Linked DNA regions of Mus musculus: regions 2 and 3 are each linked to region 1. The links are chromatin loops, found by intact Hi-C in ENCODE. Cell type or tissue: heart. All regions are shown on one strand.

Region 1 (8,000 bases):
GACTGATACCTGGATAAAATAGAACCAGCAAGGGCCCATTATGGAACAGAACTATTATCTATAGTCTTGTCACCTTCCATCTGGACCAAAGCATCTGAATGTTCTTATAGAGATATCTTGGACAGATAGGGTAAGTACCCATACCCCACATGTGCCAGAGTCAGCCATGGGGCCACTGAACTGAAGGCTTACTCTTGTCAAAATCTATGACATATACACATGTAGAACACCTGCCTCCCGAGGGCATTTGAGGGAAAATGGTGGCAGAGACCCAGAACACAGAGCAGCCCTAGTTAGAATGCCCAGCCTCCTGGAATTCCACCTTCAAAACTGGGTCCCACATGTGCCATCCCAGAGGCCTGTAACAATCAGGAACTGTCCCAGAGACAGAGACCTGGCTTCTGGGTGGTCGGGACACTGGTCTGCGTGAGTCACTTGGCCTGTGAGGGAGCCATGATGGCTCCCCACGCCCACATGTCATGGTCCCAGCCCAAAATGTTTTCTACACTCCTTTATATTCCCAACCATTCTAGGAAACTTTTATAACCTTGTAAAAGAAGAATTAAGAATTGGAAAGAGAAGCCAGGCAGACAAGCCGGGGGAGGGTAGGAAGGGGACAAGCCGCTCAAAGACAGAACCATGGAAGGCCAGCAGCCAGCTCAGGGTGGGCCTGGCTCCTTCTTGTGCTCTGAGCCTTGGCTCCCTTGGGCTTGGCTCAGGGAAACACTCAATCAACTTCACACTCAAAAGATACAGTCTGGTCTGAAGAAAGGTGTCCTGGTGTTCACCAGAGCGCTGCCGCTGTGGTCTCCCGGAGTGACCTCCTGGGAACTGCAGGCTGTCAGCCTTCGCGGGTTCTCTCTCAAGGAGTTCCTGTCCATGCTCTTGTCCAGTGGCCGTGCTCATACTGCTTGGGTAGAGAAAGCACGTGTGTTTCTGCAACCATCACAGGCTGATGATGGTTTTCTTGATTTTTGCATGGTTCAGTGGGTTTGGGGAGAAGATGGCAGCCTGTGGACCCAGCCTCCATTTTAAAGGAATGGCCTTCTCCTTCCCCTTGATAAGGATGCTTCTCTTTCTCTTTCTGAATGTGAGCTCTCCAGAGTCTCGGTTTAGGTACCTCCTTAATCCTTTGAGAAAGTAAGAATACAGACATCCAACAAAGGTGGGTGGAGCTCCGTGAGGTGGGTGGAGCTCCGTGAGGTGGGTGAAGCTCTGTGAGGTGGGTGGAGCTCTGTGGGTGGGTGGAGCTTGACACGGTCTGCATAGCAAGTTCCATGCCACTCAGGGCTATATCCACTGCTCTTGGGGAGATCTGAATTTTCAAGAGAGGAGGAGTCAGGGGTCTCTGCAGCCCCTGCACCCTATAAACGATTCAAGGAGGTAAAGGCAGCACCACAGTTTCAGGCTGTTTGTTCACTGCCCCTGTTGCTTCTAACTAGAAAGAGTTAGGGAAGGAACTTTTCGTCCAGCTTCAGGGTAAGAATACCGTTGTTTGAAAAACCGAAGAGCGGTTAATAGAGGTCTGAGGGTTGAACACATCATCCAAGGCTCTCACTTAGCTGCTGTGGTGAGGCTGTGTGTAGAATGTCGTTTTGCTTGTTTAAGAGTGTCTACTAAGCTGGGCGTGGTGGCACATGCCTTTAATCCCAGCACTAGAGAGGCAGAGACAGGTGGATTTCTGAGTTCGAGGCCAGCCTGGTCTACAAAGTGAGTTCCAGGACAGAGACAGGTGGATTTCTCAGTTCAAGGCCAGCCTGGTCTACAAAGTGAGTTTCAGGACAGCCAGGGCTACACAGAGAAACTCTGTCTGGAAAACAGAACAAAAAAAAACAAAAACAACAACTAAAAAAGAGTGTCTACTAGCGTTTCAATAAGAAACAGCATATTGCTTCGCATCAAGGAAAAACAAAGTTTACTTATTCAAACAGGAAGACCTGCAAAGAAAAGGTGCTGGCTTGGACTAGTCCAACAGCCCCACCCTCAGCCCCACCCCCAACCTCCACCCACCCTGATGTGATATCTGTGCTGGTGGTGATTCTCAGGATTCCATTCCTCCGGAATATTCCTTGCAGTTTCTCACTAGGATGCCTGGTACGGTCCTTACCCTCAAGACAGTTCCAGCCTAAGAGGATACAATCAGGTTCCTGCCAGGCTGGTACATCGATGTCTACAGGGACCAAAGCCCCCCAGGCCATACATAGCATCCTACTTGGCACAGAAGGACTGGAGGTCCCCTGACCAAGCCACCGTCCTTTACAGACACACTGTGTGAGAGGCTGGATCTGGGAGGGTGTTCACAACACAAGGGAGAGCACCACTGGGCTCTGTACCCCAGCCTGCATCTCCTTGCTCCTTATGCGTCCTCAGTCCTCTGGACCCTCTGCTTGGGAGGTCTCCTTCCCCCAAAGGGATATTGTGGCCCAGCTTGGCAGGGAGCTGGAAAGCCAATGCTGAAGAGAACTGACCCTACCTTGAACTTTGCTGGCAAGGAAGTATAGTCCATAAGGGAGTCTGGGCTTCCTCACTCTCTTGGGCGGTAAATCAACCTGGGAACTGGACAGGGCGGGCCTGCCAGGGCTCTGGCAGAGGAGGTCTGCTTAGAGGAGCAGGAGGGATGTGAGCAGAATATGTGCATGTGTGTGTGGGGTGTGTGTGTGTGTGTGTGTGTGTGTACAGGTATATATGTGTATCTGTGGGTGGTAAATCATGTGTGTGTGCCTATCTATGACACAGAAGTATGTATATGTATGTGTATGTGTATGTGTATATGTATATGATGTTGTATATGTATATGATGTTGTATATGTATATGATGTATATGTATATGTATATGTATATGTATATGTATATGTATATGTATATGTATATGTATATGTATATGTATATGTATATGTATATGTATATGTATATGTATATGTGGGTGGTGTATCTTGTGTTTTCGAGTGTGTGTGTGTGTGTGTGTGTGTGTGTCCACAGGATACACATATGTATCTGTATCCATGGATATTGCATCTTGTGTTCTCTTGCAGAAACTGATTTGTTTGCTTTAAGATTCTTGCAGCTTGGGATGGGGGGTGGAGGTAGGGTGAATAACCTGAAAAAGACAAGATTTTCCCATACCTTCCCTGAGAGAGGGACTCCCTGAGAGAGGGCCTCGCCGAGTCCTCCACCCACACAAAAACTATGGACACCTCCTTCCTGCCCAAAGTGTCCTCTGTCCTGAAGAGGTGAATCACTGACACTCAGCCCTCTAATGCAAACTGACCCCTCCCTGAGGACACCCCCATCAGGAGACCTTGCCAAGGGACTGAGAGGTCTGCTAGAAAATTAACACTGAGGTATGGCGCCCCCTTGTGGTCCCTGCCATGGATCCCGTGGATTATGGGGTCAGGGCCGCAGGATGACACAGCTCCACAGACAGCAAGCTTCCCACCATGGGTCAAGAGTTTAATCAGCAAAGTGTGATGAAAAGTCAGCTCTGGATTGTCCAAAAGGTCCTGAGTGATCTAAGCAGGCCGCATGGCTAGTGTGTCTGGAAGCCAGGGGCCACAAAAGGTCCTAATAGGACAAGAAAGATCTGCCCCCTCCCCCGACCCCTCCCCCGACTTCAGTATTTCAGGGGTTTGCTAGGAGAGGACAAGGGACCACGGGCTCAGACTTGTCAGAACTCTACCCCACCATTTCCTCTGACCTTCAGAGGTGGCCTCACTGCCCAGGGTTGCTTTGTATCTTCACTCTCAAATTCACCCCAATTTTGCCTGCACGTGTCAAAAACACAGGATGCATCACCCACTTGTGTATGTGCAGGAGTCATCTTCAGGTGTCTCCCTGGGGGCGGAGGGGGTGTCACTGGAAGCTAGGCTGGCTGGCCAGTGAACACGGGATCTCTGCTTCTCTCTGCCTCCGGTTCTAAGGTTACAAATGCCTTTGCATTATCTCTAAGATGGAACTCCCATGCATTCTTCATGCTTGTAAGGCAAGCACTTTACCAGTTAAACCATCTACCAAGCCCTTTATGTATTTTTTAAGGCCTGCCCTGGGTACCTGAGCTGCTCTGGAGTCCACAGGGCCAAGCCTTGGCTCAGACTCCAAGGATGAGACACCCACCCACCCCCGCCCCCATGAGGACCTGGAGGGGCTAACAGGTCCCAGGGCCACATCCACTGCTCTGGAGTTTCACTCTGAGGACAATCTTGTGAGATTCTTACAGGAGGAGGAGTCTGTGGGACAGCATGCCTTCTGACCTCAGATCTGAGCCACAGGCCAGTGGTGAGACCCTCCCTCTGTCTAAAGGTCCCCATGCCCGCATGCAATGTGGGCTGTGGCAACTCGCTCAGCAATGCAGATGCAGCCAGATGTTTGGGATGTGATGGAATGTTAGTGTAGGCAGGGGCGGGGCGGGGGAGGGTTCTAGGACTTCCAGCCAGATTTCTGACATCCTTGTGAAAAGCAGCTATGGAGATGTAGGCCAAATCTCCTCCTTGGAGACCAGGGATGGGGGATTTGTGAGGGAGGGCACCAGAGACCAGATGTGATGGAGCAAATGCAGACAATGCACTGGACTCTTGGTGCAGAGGAAGGCCGAGGGGAGTCAGCCTGCTAACCTAGGATGCTCACTGTGCAGAGAAGAAGGGGTGTCTGTGGGGAGGAAGTGGGTGTAAAGAAATGTAACATGACTTTTAAAAAATCTGTCAGTTTGGGAGCATACAGCAGCTGCATGCCAAGGATGGAGGACAAGCAGGGCTGGTCTCTCCTTCGTCCTCCTGGTCTCTGTCAGCTGTGCTCTGAGCACTGCCCTTCTGTCCCTCCTAGGTTTGTTTTTCTTTAAGGAAGACAAGACCTCTCACTGATGTCACCTAACAATGGCACACACCCTACTCAGCCCCAAGTCCTGGGTGGTCACCCTCTCAAACACTTGTTTCCCTGGTTGACATGGTAACACAGGCCTGCGGCCAGGGGGCAGGGCTAGAAGGCTGAAGGAAGGAGCCTCTTCTTTACCCACACCCCACCTCCAGTCCTGTCCAGCACCACCCTGCCCTCAAGGTGTTAGCAGGTACTGCCGGTAGCCCAGGCTTTGGGAGGTCTGTTACCACCCACAGACCTGGCATCCTGTCTAAACCGCTGCCCCTTCCCAGCGTCTCCAGCTGAACTTCACAGTGCTTTCCTACACAAGTCCTTGCAGGCAGCACCTACCTCCTCCCTTCTCAGCCTTCAAAAGCAACAAAGTTGCGAGCCACAGTGTCCCAGCTAAGGTATCCCAGCAAGATTGCAACTCCCGTTGATTCTATGCCCATGCATCAGGTTTCAAAAATCACTCTTCCCAGTGGCAGAAACATTTCTTTAAAAGGAGCCTTGACCAAAACTGCAATGGCCAGGGGTGGCCACCATGCCACATGCCCTCTCTCTCCCACAGGACTGTCAGTTCAGGTGCAGACTTAGAACCTGTGACACTCAACAAACAAGACTGAAGCCCCCAGGCTGTGGGGCAGGCAGCCACTGCTCAGCTGAGACAGGAAGTATATCCTACTGCCGATGATGTCCACTCCCAGGGCTTCACAGCTGGGCTGACTGACAGCCAATACAGCAAGGACCCTGTGATGCAGGGCCTCACCTACTTCCTAGCATCCTGTGGAGGATGCTGGAGAGGCTGGGCCTCGACGAAAACAGCCCAGAGCCTTCTTATGAACTCAGAAGCAAGAGAGATTTGACAAGAGTTATCTAGTTACTTAATTAAAAAAAATACATCTACTTATTGGGTACTAAAGTAACTTTAAAGCATTAATAATAAGATTTCCTCAGAACCTCACCATCTTAACAAAGCATCCTGTGACTGGCAGCTGTAAGCGCTGAGCTTGACTCATTGCCCTGTGCTCAGAGTATGGCATTTGCTGCGTGTTCCTACTGTAAGTCACGTGCTGATCTGAACACACTTCACGGTACCGATGTCTATCATGTCCATGTGCTTATGACTTTTCATGACCATATAATATGTGTTTGTATAGATATAGTTGAACAACTATCCCTGAAAATTCAAACGAGTCCCCCTCCCCACCTTTTCTGCTTTTCATTGAAGCTTTATATACATGCATGCAGCTTTCCCATTTTCTAAGAGCGACTTTAAAATCAGCCATATAAATGTCTGGTTTCTGAGAAGGAAAATGAAGCAGACCCGAGGTCACATGTAATCCTCCCTCATCCCCAATCTTAGCAGAAAAATTATACACGTTTGGGTTTGTGACCATAAGTCAAGTTCCGAATGCATAGCTCTCCTTCGTTCAGCGGGGAGTTCTGTCTCTTTTATGGATCATCCAAATCCCACAGGTGGAAATGCTTCAGTGAGCAGATTACAATGATTCAAGATAACCGATGCGCGTTGGCCGGGACGAGCACTCCCACACGGGAAGTGGGAAGAAAGGTCATTCTGAACCCAGAGGCAGCTGAGCCACCCACCACTAGAGCAGGCAAAGAGATCTGGCGTGGGTTGCACAGGGTCTGCAAGAACCTTCCTCATCAGGAGGACAAGAGAGGTCTTCTGCACAAAGGCCATTCCTCCCGAGTGCCTGGATTAGCCCCTGTCTGCTCCAGAGTCTGTCCCTGGTCAAGCAATGCCTCTGTGGGTAAGTCCTGACTTGCAGCAAGATGGCCACAGGTTTCTTCCACCGGGGAGTTCAGCCCAGCACCATGTTTGTGAGAACCCACCCTCAGTCTGGCCCAGTGGCACGCATCACACCTGCAGTTCCTGGTCTGCATCATCGGGGAATCTTAGTACCAGATGGTGAAACGGGCTGACTGCTGGTCACTCGTGAGTCTGCATAGGTGCCATGGTGAATCCCTCTCCCCACTTGAACAGACACACCATCTGAAAGCCACCCTGACTGGACCCTGGCCTCTAACAATATCTGTCAGGCAGCGCTCAAGATTAGCTTGACTCCCAGTAAAACATTCCCCAGGGAGCCCCACTGTGCCCTCTCAGATCCTCATTCCACAGAGAAGGAAGAGATGATAGAATGTTTAAAATAGTGTGAGAACCTTGCACAGGCAGTAAGATCTTTGTCTAGACAGGTGTTATTTCCCTACCATTAGCCTGCCCACTGCCCTACTTATGGCTCTCCTGTATCAGCAAAATTGTCCTCAGAGGGCCTGGGTTACAGCGACATAGAACACACACAGCTGTGAATGCCAACCAAGCCTGTTCAGAGATTGGATTCAGTCATCACTTACTGTGATGCAGGAGTTTCTGCATTAGAAAACCTGCGCGCGCACGCGCACACACACACACACACACACACACACACAGACAGGTGTGTGAGTTTTCCAAACTGGGGTTCTGTGAAACACTAGTCTGCAGGATCGTTCTGTGTGCAGATAGGTTGGGAATGTGTCCCTGGAATAAGCCTAGTGAGCCCTAGGCATACAGTTCTAAGGATCTCCTGAACCTCCAAAGGGGCACTAGCCTGCTACTTTGGGGAGACAACCCCTACCAGCTCCCTGATAGGCTCATGAGCCGGGCCTAAAGAACACAGTGGGATCCAGATATCACATCCTAGACAGGGTAGATGGACCCTGTTGGCTGGGCACAGAATGGTGGTGCCTTTGAAGTCATTTTGTGGGTAAAAAGAAAAAAAAATGACCACTGGAAGTATTTTTCTACATCCACACTGCCTAGTTGAGTAAGCCACACATCAATAAAACAGAAACTCCTGTGAAGACAGCCAAGCCAACCCACATCCCTGAAAAGCCACTGGGCCTTATAGCCACAAGCTCTTTCTAGGATTCCTGCCACAGTTTGTCAAAAGGATGTTCACCAATGACAAGGGACTCTAAGAGCACAGGAACCACAGGTTGTACAGCCATCAGCACCCTGAGGTACCACTGATTAAGTGACTTCTTGGGTGACCCCCAGATACCCAGGAGGTTGCTTTCTGTTTCTAGAGAACTCATTATGAAGCCACCACAGGTACCCCTAAACTCAGGAGTGAGCACACAGGTATCGTCAG
Region 2 (8,000 bases), 57 kb before region 1:
GTGTTCTCTGGAGAATAATCAATGAAGCTCTTTCATGGGGATCACAGGCACAGAACAGTTTGTGGAAATGCACAGAGGGAATATCACTCAGAGCCAGCCTGGGCCCCATGGAGATGCAAGCTGGGGAGGCTCTGAGCCTTCTGCTTCGGCCTGGGTGTTCACAGCCTACTAGAGGTGCCCTGCCTCCCTACTGTGTCCCAGTGTCTGCAGTTCCCCTCCTGTCTGCAAAAAAGTTCCTCTCCTCTGCTCACAGCTCAGGGTTTGCTGTGTTTCTCAGGAGTGAGCATTTTCCATAAGATCTGTTCACCAAATAGGACTTGAGATGAAGTTTGTGGGTGTGGGCTGGAGTTAGATTGCCTTTTTAATATGCAGCAGTGGCATGGGATAAAATGGCTTCCCTTTTCAGCTCTCTCAGGCCCTAGGAAGTGTTCACTACTGCCTCTGGCCAGGCCAACCTTGGAAATCTCCTCTTTGCCTCACTCTACCGAGCTGGCTTACTTCCCATGAGGACTTGCACCTCTGCCAGTCCCTAGATTCCCTATCAGGGTCTACATCCCTCAGGGTGCTAATCCCCTGGGTGGTGACCCCATACTTCTCAGACACCCACCCAGATTCTATCTCCCCCACAGTATGTCCTTGCCCTGGGCACCTGAGCTCTTAGTAGCATGTCCCTTCATTTCTCTCATAGTTCTGTCCTTCCTAGCATGAGAATACTAGATGGTGAGAGGCCAGGGTAGGAACACAGTAGATAATATAGAGCTGGCCCTTCTGTGTCTGTTTTGCTTTCCGGCCAAGTTTGGTCCACAAATTAGTCACCCTTTCACTACCAGAAGAACCTGTGGAGAGAGGGATGGCAGTGTACACTCACTGTCCCATTCTCACGCTGGCCAGAATGATTCTCCCAGCCAAGGACCTGACTTCTGTCCATTACCAGCCCCTCCACTACTGCTCACCATCTCTTCAGAGAATTCTTCCCAAGCCCCACCTGGACCATATCTCCCTGTGGGCCTTTGAGATGGCAATTCCCCTCATCCTTTTAAACGGGGCTTGTATGTCAAATGCCTTCTCCTCTATGATCCCACTCAGGTCATGGCACATGGTTAGGAGCCATGCATCCATGGTTAGTTGTCCCATGGCAGAGAGGCCTGTCAGTGGCTAGGGGAGACTATGTAATAAGTATCTCTGACTGTTGGGAAATGGTCTGTACTAATGGCCCTCTTTCCTGCCTTGCAGCAAGCCCTCCTACTGGAGCAGCAGAGGATCCACCAGTTAAGAAACTACCAGGCATCTATGGAGGCTGCTGGCATCCCTGTGTCATTTGGCAGCCACAGACCTCTGTCTCGGGCACAGTCCTCCCCAGCATCTGCCACCTTCCCCATGTCAGTCCAGGAGCCCCCCACCAAGCCAAGGTTCACCACAGGTAACTCATGACCTCTTGCTTGGAGTAGGGGATAGGATGTGGGGGAGGGGGGCTGTGGAGGAAGCCACTAATGAGAGGTTAAGGGAACAGCCTGCAGCTGTCCAGAGACAAGCAGCCAGCACCATGCCATGCCTGAGAACCACTCAGTCATGGGGCACACCATGGTCCTCTTATTCTGGGGCTAGCCAAAAACTCAGAAAACCACCTTCTCTTTCCCCTGAAGAAAGCAGTCCCACCTGTGTGCCAGCATGGGGCTTCCCAGCCTTCATTCTTGATCAGCAGCAATAGCAGCTTTATCTTCTGCATATATTCTCCTATACCAAGCCTAGGACATCAACATTGCCAGGAGGCTCTGTGACACCCTGTACAATGGTTAGTGGAAACTCTGCTGGAGCAGAGCAGACTCTGGACCTCTCTCCCCCTCTGGCATTGCACCTGCCCTGTGGACTGGAAGTAGTGTCTCAGTGCCACTTTAGTTTGCTCCTTAAAGGTCCAGAGGTCTAGGGTGAGCTCAACAGAGAGTGTAGACCACAGCTGCAAGGACAGAGATTATCTTCCCAAGATGACCACACCATCCCTTCCAAGAGTTCCCTGTGGTGGCAAGCAAAGAAGCTAGGGTGATTCTTTGTATTATTGATTTAATATTTCTTTGTAATGAAATGAAGGGAAATTCCATAAATCCTTCATAGGTCTTATAAAGTGTCTTGAAGAACACTGCAACTATAGTCATGTTCTTTTCTTAGAAGGAAACTTCCTATTTTAGGGAAAAGTTTCAGTAGTAATATCTCAAAATTAAAATTACCTAATCAATCAATCAAACAGTCAATAAAATTGCACCTCTGCATGTCCTTAAAGGACTGCAGCTCAGATAAGGGAAACTCTGCAATGATAACCTCCATGGCAACTTACATGCAAACAGTGCTCAGTGCTACAGCTCATAGTGTTCTCTGTGGCTGGTCAGAAGAGACCTTCTGTTTGTGCGGCTGGCTCAGCTCTACAGTCCAAAGCTACAGGCTGTGTTCATGTACTTGCTTGATTCACATCTGCATATGCATCTCACATAAAAGGTCCAGTTCTCTTTGTATTCTTGTATACATCTTGAGTAAGCGGGTACACGCCACCTCTCACTCCCCCCAGCCGCACCCCCCCCCAAGTTGAGCTGCTCTGAATTGGCAAGCCACAAAACCCATTCAGACCCGGACCACCTGGTACCTTGGACAGTGCCCACCTAACTGACCTGCTTGCTGCAGAGCCTGGGCAGTGACTACGCAGGCAGGCCTTGAGGGGACCAACACCTGCCATTCCTAGAAGTCAGTGTAGCACAGAGGCCACCCAGACCTCAGTGCCATTGTCTTACCTTTTCGCCTTTCTATCCATAACTTGGCCCTATGGTGTAGCCAGTCTTCCTGAGCTGCAGTGTTGGCCAGTGCTGGGTCTCTCTCTGACTATGCTTTTATCACGATCCTCTCGTACCAGCTTGGAAAGGGGGTGGGATGAACTTGAACCAAGAACCAGTTCTGCTCTGTTCCCTCCTAGGAATTCTGCTGCTATCTTAGGGCCACCTTCTGGCATTGGGTGGCTCAGCCCTGGGGACTACTCTGACTTAGCTCTGCTCCACTGTAGGTCTTGTGTATGACACACTGATGTTGAAGCATCAGTGCACCTGTGGGAACACCAACAGCCACCCGGAGCATGCTGGGAGGATCCAGAGCATCTGGTCCCGCCTGCAGGAGACTGGACTCCGTGGCAAGTGTGAGGTATGGGGTCTATAGGGACAGAGACCCCTTCCACCTTGTTTGTGCCAGGACATGGCCTCCAGCCTGCGGTATTCATATTCTCTACCAGTCTGTATTCATGTTGTAGTAAGGGAGAGGGTTCAGGAAACATTGCCTATGTATTCTCATCTCCATCCATTCTGTCTGTGGCCTTTTGAGAAGCCTGTCTTGGTTCCTTTTCTATTGCTGTGATAGAATACCTGAGGCTTATACTTTATAAGGCAAAGAGGTCTGTTTACCACCTCACAGTTTTAGTAGCTAGAGGGTCAAAAACAGAGTACCAACATCTAATGAGAATCCCCTGACTAAGCCACAATGTAACAGAGAAGCAGAAAGGAGACAGCTTGCTGTGTGAGCTGGCTTTTCCCTGTGACAGCCTGTTCATTTGAGAACTAGTTTAGGCATACAGGTCTGAGCCATAATAACTTCTAAGAGTGAAGTCCTCATTTCCCAGTCACCTTCTGCCAGATCTGCAGTGCCAGCACTACCATATTGGGTGTCTAGCCTCTTCTCCATGAGCTCTTGAGGGCACATTACCTGCTTCCTTAAGATTCGGTGTCTTCTACAGAAGATGCTCCACTCTGCTCTGTTCTCAAACCCACATGCCAGGCCGACTCCCCTTGGCTGTCCCTGCCTTCTTCCTAGCTACTTCTCAGCTGCTCCCTGTGGCTGACCAGTGTGTACATCCATGCTTATGAAGTGAGGGAAGGATCCAAGACCCAGAGTGAAGACCAGCCCACATGTCCCACCAGCCCTGTCGGCTTCATGAGCCCGTGTTCTCCTGTTGTACGTATCAGAAAGGTGCTCTGGGGATATGCGGAGAACTCTGGACCTTTTCCTCCTCAGAAGGAAAGTTCTGTGAGGCAGTAGCCAGTATAGAAAGTACCCCTCAGCCTGGTTAGCTTTGCCTCTGGTTCCTTTATGCCAGTGTCTCTACCCAAGGAGCTGTGTGGCAGACATTGGGTTGTCACTCTGGGTATTGGTACTCAGTTTCCCCAGGTGCCATGCTTGCCCTCAGCAGGGCTGGCCTACCTGCCAGTGGGTGTAGTGTTCACCCCATACCTGGCCACAGCAGAGCAGGTCACATAGAAAAGGGCTCTGTCCAAGATCATGTCAGGCCTCTCTGGGTTCCTGTGTCATGACACAGCAGGTATGCATTCCCAGGCCCTGTGTACTCAGGAGTCCTAAGCTCTGAGGAGAAAGGATGAATTTGGGTAGGGCAGAGACAGAGACCAGGGTCCTGTGCCTGGGAGCTGTTAGCCTCGGGTGAGCCTTCGTTCCTTTCCCTGTGCCCTAAGGCTGGCATCACCTACCTCCTAGGATTGCCTGCAGTACCTGCCACAGGAACCTATTGTGTCTTCTCCTCAGCTAGAAAAATCCCTTCAGTCCTGCACATCAGTATAGGTTAGGGCACAAGGAACCTCAAAGGCCAGTAAATACCTCATGGAACAGCAGTAATTTCTGTTTTCTCTCAGTGGGCTCACCTGCCTTCCCTTATGCACTGGAGAATTCAGAGTTTAGATTTAGCCCAGGGCTCACATAGCCCTTGACTCCCTTACCACCCGTATTGTACCTCACTTTTGAGGATGTCTCAGTATCAGGCCCACACCTGCTTCTGAAGTCCCTCTGGATAGAAGATGATGAACAGGGGTGCGGTGAGGCCACAGGCACCTGCTTTGGAAGTCTGTCCAGAATGCTATGCCACTGGGGGGCAGCATTGACCAGTGTACACAAGTCGTGAGAAAAATCTCCTCTTTGTTGAGCTGGCCTTGCAGGATGAACTAACCATTCTGTGTGTCCAGATGTTGCCCTGAGGCAGCCTTCAGTTTTCAGCATTCATCAATTTCTTGTCCCCTCCCAGGAAAGTACACGCAGGCAGAAACTGTGAGGCATATTCTCAGCCAAGAAAGCAGGTGGAGCCAGGCAGGGGTAAGAACACAATAGATAAAAGCAGGGTAGCCACATCTCCTCAGTCCTTACTGCCTGTGTGGAGGCACAAGAGCACAGTAGCCAGCTCCTAGTGCAGCACAGAGCACAGTGTGTCACCATGTTCAAAGTGTCCCACAAAGGGCTAGTGTTGAGGGGATAGTAGAGCAGTGGCTTGAGGCCCCTCGAGAAGGAGCTCAGGCAGTTCCCTCACTTTAGATACTTCCTGCTATTTTTAAGCCCAGACCTTGGTTTTAGAAAACAAAGTAATAATTTATTGAAAATTATTGTGTGACAGTAAAGGGGGTCATGTTAAAAAGCAGAATTCTCTTTTTAAATGTTTTTCAAAGCTATGATTAAAATATAAGCCATCTACAATATTTTGAAATGTGATGTTATGTGCTGTTTTGTTTTCCACTTTTCAGAAAGTCAGTAATGATGTGCCTATCCCCATATTCAGGTTGCATCCCTCTGGGGCAGTGGCCTTGTCATGGTAGATAGAGCTGACACAGAAACATGTTCTCCCCTTGTGTCCCACAGTGCATCCGTGGACGCAAGGCCACATTGGAGGAGCTGCAGACAGTGCACTCGGAGGCCCACACACTCCTCTACGGCACAAATCCTCTCAACAGACAGAAACTGGACAGTAAGAAACTTCTAGGTACTCGAGACCTCCTTACATCCCTACCAGGTTTGATCTGCAAGTGATGTTTCCAGCCCTTGGCTCCTGCTGGCCAGGACAGGAAGGTTGGCTCCCACTAAGGCCACGGCGCAGAGAAGCCTAGAGCACAGTCAGCTCTGGAAGCTGTTCAGGAATGCTTACGGCCAGGGGTACCCAGCCCTTGCCCTATTTGCAGTTCCTTTCTAAGACTGCTGAGGGGAAGGCTCAGAGCAGGCCTGGAGAGTCCCTGGCCTGGCCACACTGAAGCCATTGGTTAGACTCGGGAGCTGAGTCTTGCCCCTGTCAGTCAGCACTCCTATGGGCAGGTTCTTGCTAGCAGAGACTCATCCTGCATCAGCAGAAGGGGCTTTATCAAATAAAAGTAGGCTTTGACAAACTGTGGGGCCCTATGTAATCCCAGAGTGCACTCTACATCACCAACCTGGCTTACCCCACAGACTCCAACTGCTCAGAGACAGTGATTTTTGCAGTGATCCAGAACTACAGGCAGTAGAAACAGAGACAGAGCTAGAGTTTCTTCTGGTCTCTTCCTTGAGACTCTGACTTCAGGTCGTGGTCCCACAATGGGGGTTCTTGGGCTGCACTAAGCCTGTCTCCCTCTCACCCTCTCTAGTGGGCCCTTTGAGTGCTTGCCTTCACCCTCAATCAGGAGACAGGGGACCCCTCTGCGGGTACTCAGCCAGTCCAAAGAGTACTGCCAGTGAGGGCTCCCAGCAGACATGTTCTCCAAGCTCTTGATGCTGTGCTCACACAGAGCCCTTCTGTGGTGTAGCCTGGTCTAGTGATAGTACCAAGGAGCAGATGGGAGTGGGATGGGTTTATGCTAGAATTTCAGGGCGCCTCTTGCCAGATTACACGGACCTAGGAGTTAGACCCTGGCAGGCAGCAATGAGGAAGTCTTAAGAGTGAATAGTAGGGCATGGCATGGGGCACTCCACAGAGAACTGGGGTGTGCTCTGCCTCCCTCCTGTCCCTGCCACCCAACACTGTTACTGCTGCCAAATAAACAGGAGGGCAGGCCTCTTGCAGCCTAGGAGTTCCATTCCTTAGCGTTCTTTCTCAGCCACTGGGGAACACTGCCAGCCTAGATGAGATGAAGCCAGAAGCTGCTCAGCAGCCAGAGGACAGCCCTGTGGCCCCATGGGAAACAGTCAGAGTAGCCTGGGATGTGTGGTCCAGGTGCTGTCTGCTACTGACCCAGGCTGGATGCAGGGCTATCATAGGTCTTCTGGGACTTTCACTCTTCAGGCCATGCCTTTTGTTTTGCCCTCTATAGCCCACTGTCCTGCACATGGGACCCTTGGCTATAGAGTACTCTCCACACAGGAGCAGGACAGAGCCAGCTAGACAAGTGCCCTCCTAGACTCAAGCCATTCCTCAGCCATCCCTTCCTCAACCCACCAAAGTTACCAACCTGAATTTTTTGAATTTTAAGCTAGTTTCAAACCAGAACATTCATAGAACTAGATGTGTACCATGTGGTACAGAAGTGTCTGTGCAAGGCTTGGGACATGATCACTCAGTGCCCACCAGTCACGTGAACACTGCTCCTCAGCTCATGGCCAGCACCGCTCTCCTGAGGCCCATTTCTGCCAGGGTCTTTTTCTTTTATAGACTATTTCCCCATGCCCCACACCCTATACTCACCCCTGCGTCCCAGCAGCTGTGTGGTGGACTCTGTTGCTACACCTGTGTCGCTGGACGCAGTTGGTGCCCATAGCTCACTTTTTCCTTCCTGCTAAGCTTCGCACATTGACACTGCAGAAAGTACCTGCTCCATCACCACCTAACCCCCAAGACCCACGCTTAAGTTTCTACAGCGTCCTCACCACAGACCTACACAAATGTCTTTGACCTAAGTACTTGAAACATTGTAATAGCAGTTATCCCAAGCCCTGTTAACATAGCCCTAATTAGATGTTTAAATACTGCTGTGCTTTTCTTTCCTTTTTCAATCCACACGTTTCTCTGCTGTGTACAAAGGCCATTTGTAGTTCTTCACTGATGTGCCTTTCCACATAGGACTGAAGTGAGTGGCAGGTGTGGTGGGCTGGATGCCATCCCTAGAGACAAGGAGGGGCCTAACAGCCGTGCTGGAGAGGAGAACCTGGCGTGGGTGACTCTAAAGCAGGCTAAGCAGACCTCTGAAAGCCTGGCTCTCACAGAGAGTGTGAGTTACCTCTCCTACCTCATCCAC
Region 3 (8,000 bases), 540 kb before region 1:
GCCTTGTGTTTCAATTGTTGTTGTTAAATACATCTTCTAATTAGAGAATGCTCATCTGCATATGCCTGCTGTTTTCTTTTGTTCTGAAATTTCCTCTGTCTGAAATATTATATTAACATTTACAGTAATATTAACTTTTGCTCTCAGCAGAGGCATGGTGTCTTGTCCATTCTTTTACTTTTATTATCCTAATTTTAAGTCATTTTTCTACACAGCGAGTAGTTACGTCTTTTTTTTCATATTGTCTTGACAGTTGTATCTTCTATACTTGGATCTTTAACATTAAAATGAGCAGTACTATTAGAATCCATTTCTCTTGTGCTTTCTATTTAGTACATTGTTTCCTTTCCCCATCTCTGAATTTAACTGATCATTTAATATATTCTGCTTTGTATCAGCATTTCATACTTTAGAAAAAAACTACATTTCAGTTGCTGTGTTTTCCTGTAATTCCTAGCTCATCTGTGTCCAGTGCCATTCCACAGGAGGGCAGGTGGCTGACAGCATGGTGCACTCTCAGTCCCTTACAGCATTGCTGGCATTGTTCCACTCTACTGCAAGATATGATCTCTTAGTATATTGTAACTGTCATCTAAGAAATGTGCAGTTAGCCTGCTTTAGCCACAACATTGGCCAAGTTTGTTGTTGTTGTTTGTTTGTTTGTTTGTTTGTTTGTTTGAATATTGTGGTTGTTCTGAGTATGTGGAGATTTTTCCTTCTCAGTATTCTTTGAGCATTGTAGTGACTGCTGTGTCCACCGTGAGAATTACTGAAAGTGTGTGGCTGGAAACATGGAGGCTGTGTGACAGTCAGTACTGTGCTTTTTATGTCCTTAGAGTTTGCTCTCCACAGGGTCTCTGAAAGCAACCCTGTGGATACCATGGGATACCTATTACTGCTTGAAATGGAGTCATACATTCTGTTCCCTTGAATAGGTAGGGCTGTGTGTGTGTGTGTGTGTGTGTGTGTGTGTATGTGTGTGTGTGTATGTGAAAAAGAGAGAGATTGAGATTGATTTATTGGATTGATTTATAGGTTGCTGTTGTGATAATCCAGCAATAGCTATTTGACACTATTCTCTCTAATCCCTATCTGGTGCTGAGGGCCTGGAGGATTCCTAGAGTCTTTTTTTTTTTTAATTTATTTATTTATTTTATGTATATGGGTACACTGTAGCTGAACAGTTGTAAGTCTTCATGTGGTTGTTGGGAATTGAATTTTTAGGATCTCTGCTTGCTCAGGCCCAAAGATTTATTTATTATACATAAGTACACTGTAGCTGTCTTCAGAAGAGGGCATCAGATCTCATGACGGGTGGTTGTGAGCCACCATGTGGTTGCTGGGATTTGAACTCAGGACCTTCGGAAGAGCAGTCAGTGTTCTTAGCCACTGAGCCATCTCTCCAGCCCCAATCCCAGAGTCTTAAGTGTACATTAGAGTCCCAAAGAAGTTGGTTCTAATATTGGTGCATGAATGCTGCAACAACAGGATAGATGGACTTGCCAGCAAGAATGAAGACAAGCAGGCAGGAAGCATTTGCCTCATTCTGTAGCCCTGACCATCCAGCCAAAATATAGTCTCCAGCTCATAAATCAATATTCAGCCAATCACACATCTGGCTATTTCATCTTTCAAATAAAATGTATAGCCAGGTACCCTGCCCATAGTGGTGCTCACTGTGAAGATTTCCCTACACTCCAGGGTTCTCCAGAAGGTAGTATGTGCTTTGAATCAGCATTCAGTATATGGTGCTGCTTCCATAGCCAGTCTAGGTATCAGGAAGTGGAAGGAATGATTCCATTCACTGTTCCCCTAGAATCCAGTAAGAAAAATTGTGCTTCCTGATTCTATGGCGTTCTACCCTGCTGTCCTAGAGGTTTTAGTACTAGAGAGTGGGGTGTTGCTGTGAAGAATCTGGCCATGTTTTATTTATTTGTTTTGTTTTAAGGTATGTGGAAGGCTTTGATGTTTTAGATTAGTAAAGTAGCTGCATTTTGTAAGCAGAACATAATGGGCTCTTGTAGTAGGAACTTGAAAGTCAGTAGCACTGAGGCTCATACTCACGCATGGACTTTACCAACAGCTAGGCTGTGATACCTTGGCTAGGAATCTGGCTGCCTTCTGCCCTTGTCCTGAGAACTTGCCTGATGCTAATTAAGTAATAGACTAATCTCTTTGGCAGAGGAAATTTCAAGAGAGTATAGCATTGAGTCTGTGGTTAGGTTATTATTGATAACCCGTATATAGTTCTACACTGAAAAAGAGCAAATGGAACAGAAAGAAATAACAACATATATAACCTGGAGGAAAATAAAAGCACTAGGAAGTTTAATGTTTACAGCCAAGGCATCTCTGTCAAGAGAGGCTTTAATTGTTTAAATAGATTAGTTAAGGCCAGTCCACATTGGACTGTCCCTCATTGGAGGGTAAGATGCCCAGGAAACAAGACCTCATACAGCTAAGCTTCTACCTTATGAGGAAGCTTCAACATACCGATGTGGTCAAAGGCAAAGAGGGCCCATCCCAAGCTAGCTGCTGATCTTGGCATGTTATCTAAATGGTATTGGCCCTAGAGGCGTGAAATACACAAGAATTGAGGAGTCAGGAATTCTTCCGTAGTTTCAGGGAGCTATGAGTCCAGGAAGTGTGTGGCAGAGGAGTCCTGCATGAAGGACAGCCCTAAGAGGACAGGAAGCCATATAAGATTGCTGCATGAAGATGAGAAAATGAAGGGTGGTTTGCAGTGGAAAGCCCAGATGGTGGAGATGCTGTGAGATGTCTGTCAGGAAGTGGAGCTGCTGCAGCACTCTGAGCCTGTCTGTGCCTGTCTTGCCCTGCTCTGTCATGTGCTTGGGATAGAGTCTGAGGCTGTTGGGCCCCTCCATTTATGCTAACCCTCACTTCTCCCCAAAGACTACTCTGAAGGCTGATGTACTACTCTGTTGTGGTTTCTCTTCTGATCCTGTTGTTCTCTGCTGGAGTGGTTTGGTGCCTTCATTTTGGATCTCTGCTTCTGGTCAGTTCCTAACTGCCCTCACTGTTTTCCAATACACCTCCAGAGGTTCGTCTGTTTTGTTTACTTGTTTTTAGGTTAAGAGAGTTCCTGTTTCCTCTTTATGAAGAGTGCTCTCAAGCACTAACATTTCTGTTCCTGGATTAGCTCAGAAACTGCAACCTCTGTCCTGCTCTAGCACCTGGTGACCTGAATCCCAGTGTTGAACTTTATATTCTTCACAGCCTGCAAGGTTATTACTGTCTTGTTATCACCATGACACCTCCTCTTAATGCCCTGAGTCTGTTACACAAATGTCTTGTGATCCTTGCTTTTTAGAATCAGTTAACTGGGCAGAGTGTATGAGCTAGCATTAGGGCACGAGGACTAAGATCCAAACAGACTCACTGCGACTAGGGAGTATTTCTGGCTTTTGACCTCCCACAGATAATACCATATCATTTTCTAAATTTGATCTGAAACACATGTTGATCTGACCCGTGCTTAAAATTCATAATTTTGGTATTACTTAGTTATATGGTTATCAGGGTATAGAGCTGTGACCTGTAATTTTCCCAGAGTTTGTGAGTTACAACATCCAATTAATTGCTTGTATTTCATTTACTGTGGCTTTGTCCTTTCCCTGTGTTGTGCCCTCTCCTCAGTTTCATAAGTTTTCAATGGTAATTGTGCTGATCTTAATTTCTTGAGTGAAAATTATGATCTGTTTCTGAGACAATTGCTGTAAACATGCCACTTGCCAGTTAGACTTATTTGGTCCAGACTTGACCAAATTATCGTTTTAGAACATTTCTGTTTAATTTCAGCTACATTTCAGTGCACCCCCCACCCCCACCCCCATACCCACCCTCCCAGCCCCACCTACTGCCCATGAGGCTCATTGCAGCTGCTGGAAGTTTCCAGACAGAGATCTAGTACTGTGGTGATGGATGCAAGTTCTCCACAGGGTTTCAGGCAGAACTACAGTTCAGGAGGAAGTAAAAACAGCCTGTGGAAAGTGGGAGAAAAGTGGCCTCTCTCCTATGGGAGAAATATTCAGCCATAGAACCTTAATTGCTGTTCTGTACTTTTCTGTTGTCGTGCCTCAGTGCCTCTGGTTAAAGCCGTCTGCCCATGGCACTAATCAGCCTGTGACACTTCGTCACATCATAGTTGGACACTGGTGTGGCAGGAACATTGTTCTCAGATGGGTTTCTCCATCTGTAGCGTTGAAATGTGTTTATTGCGTAAGCATAGCTCCTTATCAGCTTTGTGTTCTGAATCATAGAGGCTTCCCAGTGCCTTTAGTTCTTCATTATCTCTGATCAAGGATGTTATCTCTAGCCTATCTGACAAGTATTTACCGGAGATGTGCTGTGTCTCTCTTCATCCTGTGAGCTCTGCTAAGAGTTGTTTCTCCAGGTTTAAGTAAGGTACACAACAGAGTACTTTTAAAGCCTTCTTGTTCTTTTTCTGGGGCATGTGTAAATTGTAATTCTGGCAAATCATACATAGATGGCGCTGTTGTTCTATAGTTCACATACTTCCAGGACACCCTCCTTTGATATTTGTTAACATTTAAGGTGTACTTCATTTTTAGTTGAAATATTTTGTTACCACTTCAACAGAATTAACAGTAGCAGGTACAGAATAATCCTGTGTTACAGTAGAGAGCTGTGTGTGTATGCTGCTAGCAAGTCATGAAGAGCACGAGAAGGTTGTCAACTTGTTGCTGTAGAGAGGGAGTGCTCAAAAGTAGTGCTGAGGCCAGGCCTTGGCTCTGTGGAATTTCATGTAACAGCTAATCAGAGCAAGCTTACAGAGCAGGGCTAATGTGTCCTCTACAGACTCTACTGTTTGTATGCTTGAACTGTTTTTAAATGTTTTCATTTCTTTTGGCAGAAAAAAACCAACTGGATAGGATATGAAAGCTAAGAAAAGCAATCTTAATCTTTGACAGTGTCTATCTAGTATGGGCACTCACCTAAACCAGTGCAAACCACGCAGGAGGACGGGCAGGCAGGGCTACCCGAACAACTGTGCTTGGGGGATTTGAATCGCTCGATCATTGTGGGAGTGGCGCATTTGCACTAGGACATTCCTGCCACCAACTAAGTTCAGCCTTACCACAGTCATCATTTCTCTGTGATTTCTTGTGGAAGCAAGCGTGACCCACGGACCCATGCACCATGCATTCCTCTTAGGTTCTAGTTCTGTGGGGACCTGGCTGTCGCCTACGGGTTTATATAGTGAGCCATCTAGCCACCAGGAACCAGATACAGTTATAGAATCTACACTTGGAAATTGCAGACAAGAAACATCCTCTCTTGCCTTTACAACTTAGGTATAGCTAAGAATTTGTTGAAAATAATTACTTTGTTTCTTGAGCCTGTAAGATTAAGAAAGGCTTTAGTGCCTTTTCCCCTCAGACATTTGTCTCCCCAGGTAGCCCAGGCTGGACTCAAACTTGTGGCAGTTCCTTTGCCTTAGCTTCCCAAGTACTAGGGTGTCTAGCGCATGACTATGCCCAGATTTAATTTTTAAAAAAAGAAAAAAATGGGGAAAAAAAAGGTTTGTCTCTTCAAGCATAGTGCTTATGTTGAACCCATCTTTGAAGAGAATGGGATGTAACAGTTGTATAAACGTTCTTGAATCAGCAGAATGAAATGGTAAAGCAAGGGAGAAGCCTACAGTTGGTATTAGTAGTACCAGAAATGAATCTACCCTTGATAAATATGGCCCAGTGTGCTACCTAGCAAGTTCCATGTGGTACTGTCACTTGGCTTTCTAATGAGGGCATAGTGTGCATAACGTGGGGACTACCATCTGCTGGTAGATTACTCCTGCTATTGTGTGTGAAGTACACATTGGCTCCATTTTTCCATTTCCCAAACCCTTCATCGAGAGCCCACTATCTGAAGGTATCAGGGCTTCTCAGAACTCCCTCAGTTCTGGAGCTGTTTAGCAGAGTGGCTACATGACCCCAGAGATCTTTAAGAGAAGTGGTGCCTTGAACATGCCTGCTTGTGAACAGCACTTAGTTAGTAGTAGTGGTGTTGTTGTTGTTTTGGGGTTTTTTGTTTGTTTTGGGTTTTTTTTAAAGATTTATTTATTTTTATGTGCATTGGTGTTTTGCCTGCATATATGTCTTGCGAGGGTGACAGATCCCCTGGAACTGGAGTTATAGACAGTGGTGAGCTGCTGTGCAGTTGCTGGGAGTTGAAGCCAGATTCTCTTAGCATCCAGTGCTTCTAATTGCTGAGCCATCTCCCCAGTCCCTGTAGATACATGAAGAGTTAAGAATATTTGTCTAATGGTACTTATTTTGATGGCTTGTTGTAATCCATGTTTGTCTTACTTTTCAGGGTTCAGGATAAGACAGAAGTGCTGAATTACACGACCATTCCGGTCTACCTCCCAGAAATCACTATTGGAGCTCATCAGGGTAGCCGGATCTACAACAGCTTCAGAGAGGTGAGCCCTACTATGGGAGCAAAGTCAGGGATACATGTGACCACTAAGCCACCTCCGTGAAGAGTGGATCAGCTGCTGTCCCCCTCATTTCTAGTGATAAAGCACCGGATCCAGTGTCCTTTCTAGGTACATTGTCTTGTTGGACACATATCCTCCATTCACTAGCTGATGGCTCTAGTTCTTCACAGCTACATCCAGTGTCACCTTACTCCTCACAGTGTATCTCTGAGGTTTCCATTTGTGAGGCCTTACATTTGTATGTTTGTGAGGCCTTACATTTGTATGTTTGTGAGGCCTTACATTTGTACATTGCAGCAACGGTGCCGGACTGATGCACACATGGAAATAGCATCTCTCCCTCCTCGTGACTTTCTCTAGTTTATACATCTTCTTCACAAGTCTTTTGTTCCTCCATTGCTATTTCTAGCTGTGTAGGCAGGGTCAGGGACCTAACAAGACCAGTAGCCTGCACCAAGTAGCATCATGGAATAGGAAGAGTGTCCTCTGTCCGTCATCTGCTGTAGCATGTTGGTTCTTGGAAAGTGTGGAACACATGGGTCTGCATCCGGAGACAGCTGCCTGCACTCCTGTCAGCAGCAGCAGAGGCTACAGACCACTGAGCTTTGATTAAGGGGTTCAATGTGGCTGTTCCCCCTCCTCCCTCCCTTACTTGAAGGACTCAACATTTTCTTTTAAACAAGTTCTTTGAGCCTTTTTGAAAATAATTGTATTCACCATATACATTTGGGAGCTATCTCCTGACCATGGTCTGTGTCTGGACTGACATCTTACCTGAGTGGATACAGCTGCTCCCTATGGCCGCCAGGTCCCACACTCCCTACCTCCCTCTGCCAGCTGCAGAAGGATGGTCTACAGCATTGTGGACCTGCCTCCCTCTGTCAGCGTTGGCCTCACTGATAGTGGGTGTGTGGTTGGCGAGGTGGATAGTACTTTCCATCTTGTGCCTTTGACATTACTGCCTGTACCCATATCAACAGAGCTTGCCTTCAAGTTTCTTCTCAGGAATGTTGCTCCAGCACCTTAGACTGTCTTCAGCTAATATTTGCCCAGGATTTATTTTCTGTTCCCTTTCACGTCAGCCTTTCTCTGGTTATCTGAAGGTATTAAAACAAACAAACAAAACCCTCTAGTTATTCTGAGTGTTTGTAATATTTATCCAGTTACATTGGAAAAAGTACTTACCTGGGCTGTCTCATGGTGTTTTCTGACCTGTCCTGTGTATTTTACTTTTGGGGGATTATGGTTTTTTTCTGGCTTTCATGTATGTCCTCCTGCTTGCCAACTAGTCATCGTTCTGTTACTAGTTGGCCACTGTAGTGATTAACCTGGTAATGAAAATGGTCATCTCTGATATATTTGAGTCTAATGTCAGTAGTTTTCCTGTTGCAGGCAACGTAAAGTCACAGACTGTTGAGCTCTGTTTGCTTAACTCCTCCCGTGGACTGCTGTGATAATGGGTCCTAATTCTCCATACTTCTAAGTCCCTCAAGTTATTATGGGGACTGTGGGGACA

Evidence for each region. Peaks named below come from ENCODE experiments on the same cell type or tissue, not always from the same donor. Only the 100,000 strongest peaks of a DNase experiment are listed, where the experiment ranks them.
Region 2: a loop joins it to region 1, with 11 times the contacts of the local background. A loop is called at or near these places in 9 of 42 quality-filtered maps.
Region 3: it touches region 1 in a loop (4-fold over the local background); 12 of 42 quality-filtered maps call a loop at or near these places.

What each region holds. Positions count from the first base shown.
Region 1 is chr1:91,909,373-91,917,372 of GRCm38, reverse strand. No RefSeq gene overlaps it. Among named protein-coding and RNA genes, the nearest start is that of Gm46242, 34 kb to the right of the region's middle. In heart, a CTCF peak has its summit at 3,359 (motif pointing left); DNase peaks (open chromatin) are centred at 2,492, 3,282 and 4,432; H3K27ac peaks cover 1,060 bases.
Region 2 is chr1:91,966,120-91,974,119 of GRCm38, reverse strand. Hdac4 (histone deacetylase 4) reads left to right here. Exons shown (of 27, transcript NM_207225.2): 14 at 1,234-1,420; 15 at 3,044-3,177; 16 at 5,662-5,767. Among named protein-coding and RNA genes, the nearest start is that of Gm46242, 90 kb to the right of the region's middle. In heart, a CTCF peak has its summit at 4,893 (motif pointing right); a DNase peak (open chromatin) is centred at 6,879.
Region 3 is chr1:92,450,477-92,458,476 of GRCm38, reverse strand. It overlaps Ndufa10 (NADH:ubiquinone oxidoreductase subunit A10), which reads left to right. Exons shown (of 10, transcript NM_024197.1): 9 at 6,358-6,466. Among named protein-coding and RNA genes, the nearest start is that of Mir6900, 10 kb to the left of the region's middle. In heart, a CTCF peak has its summit at 4,504; no DNase peak of the experiment used is centred here.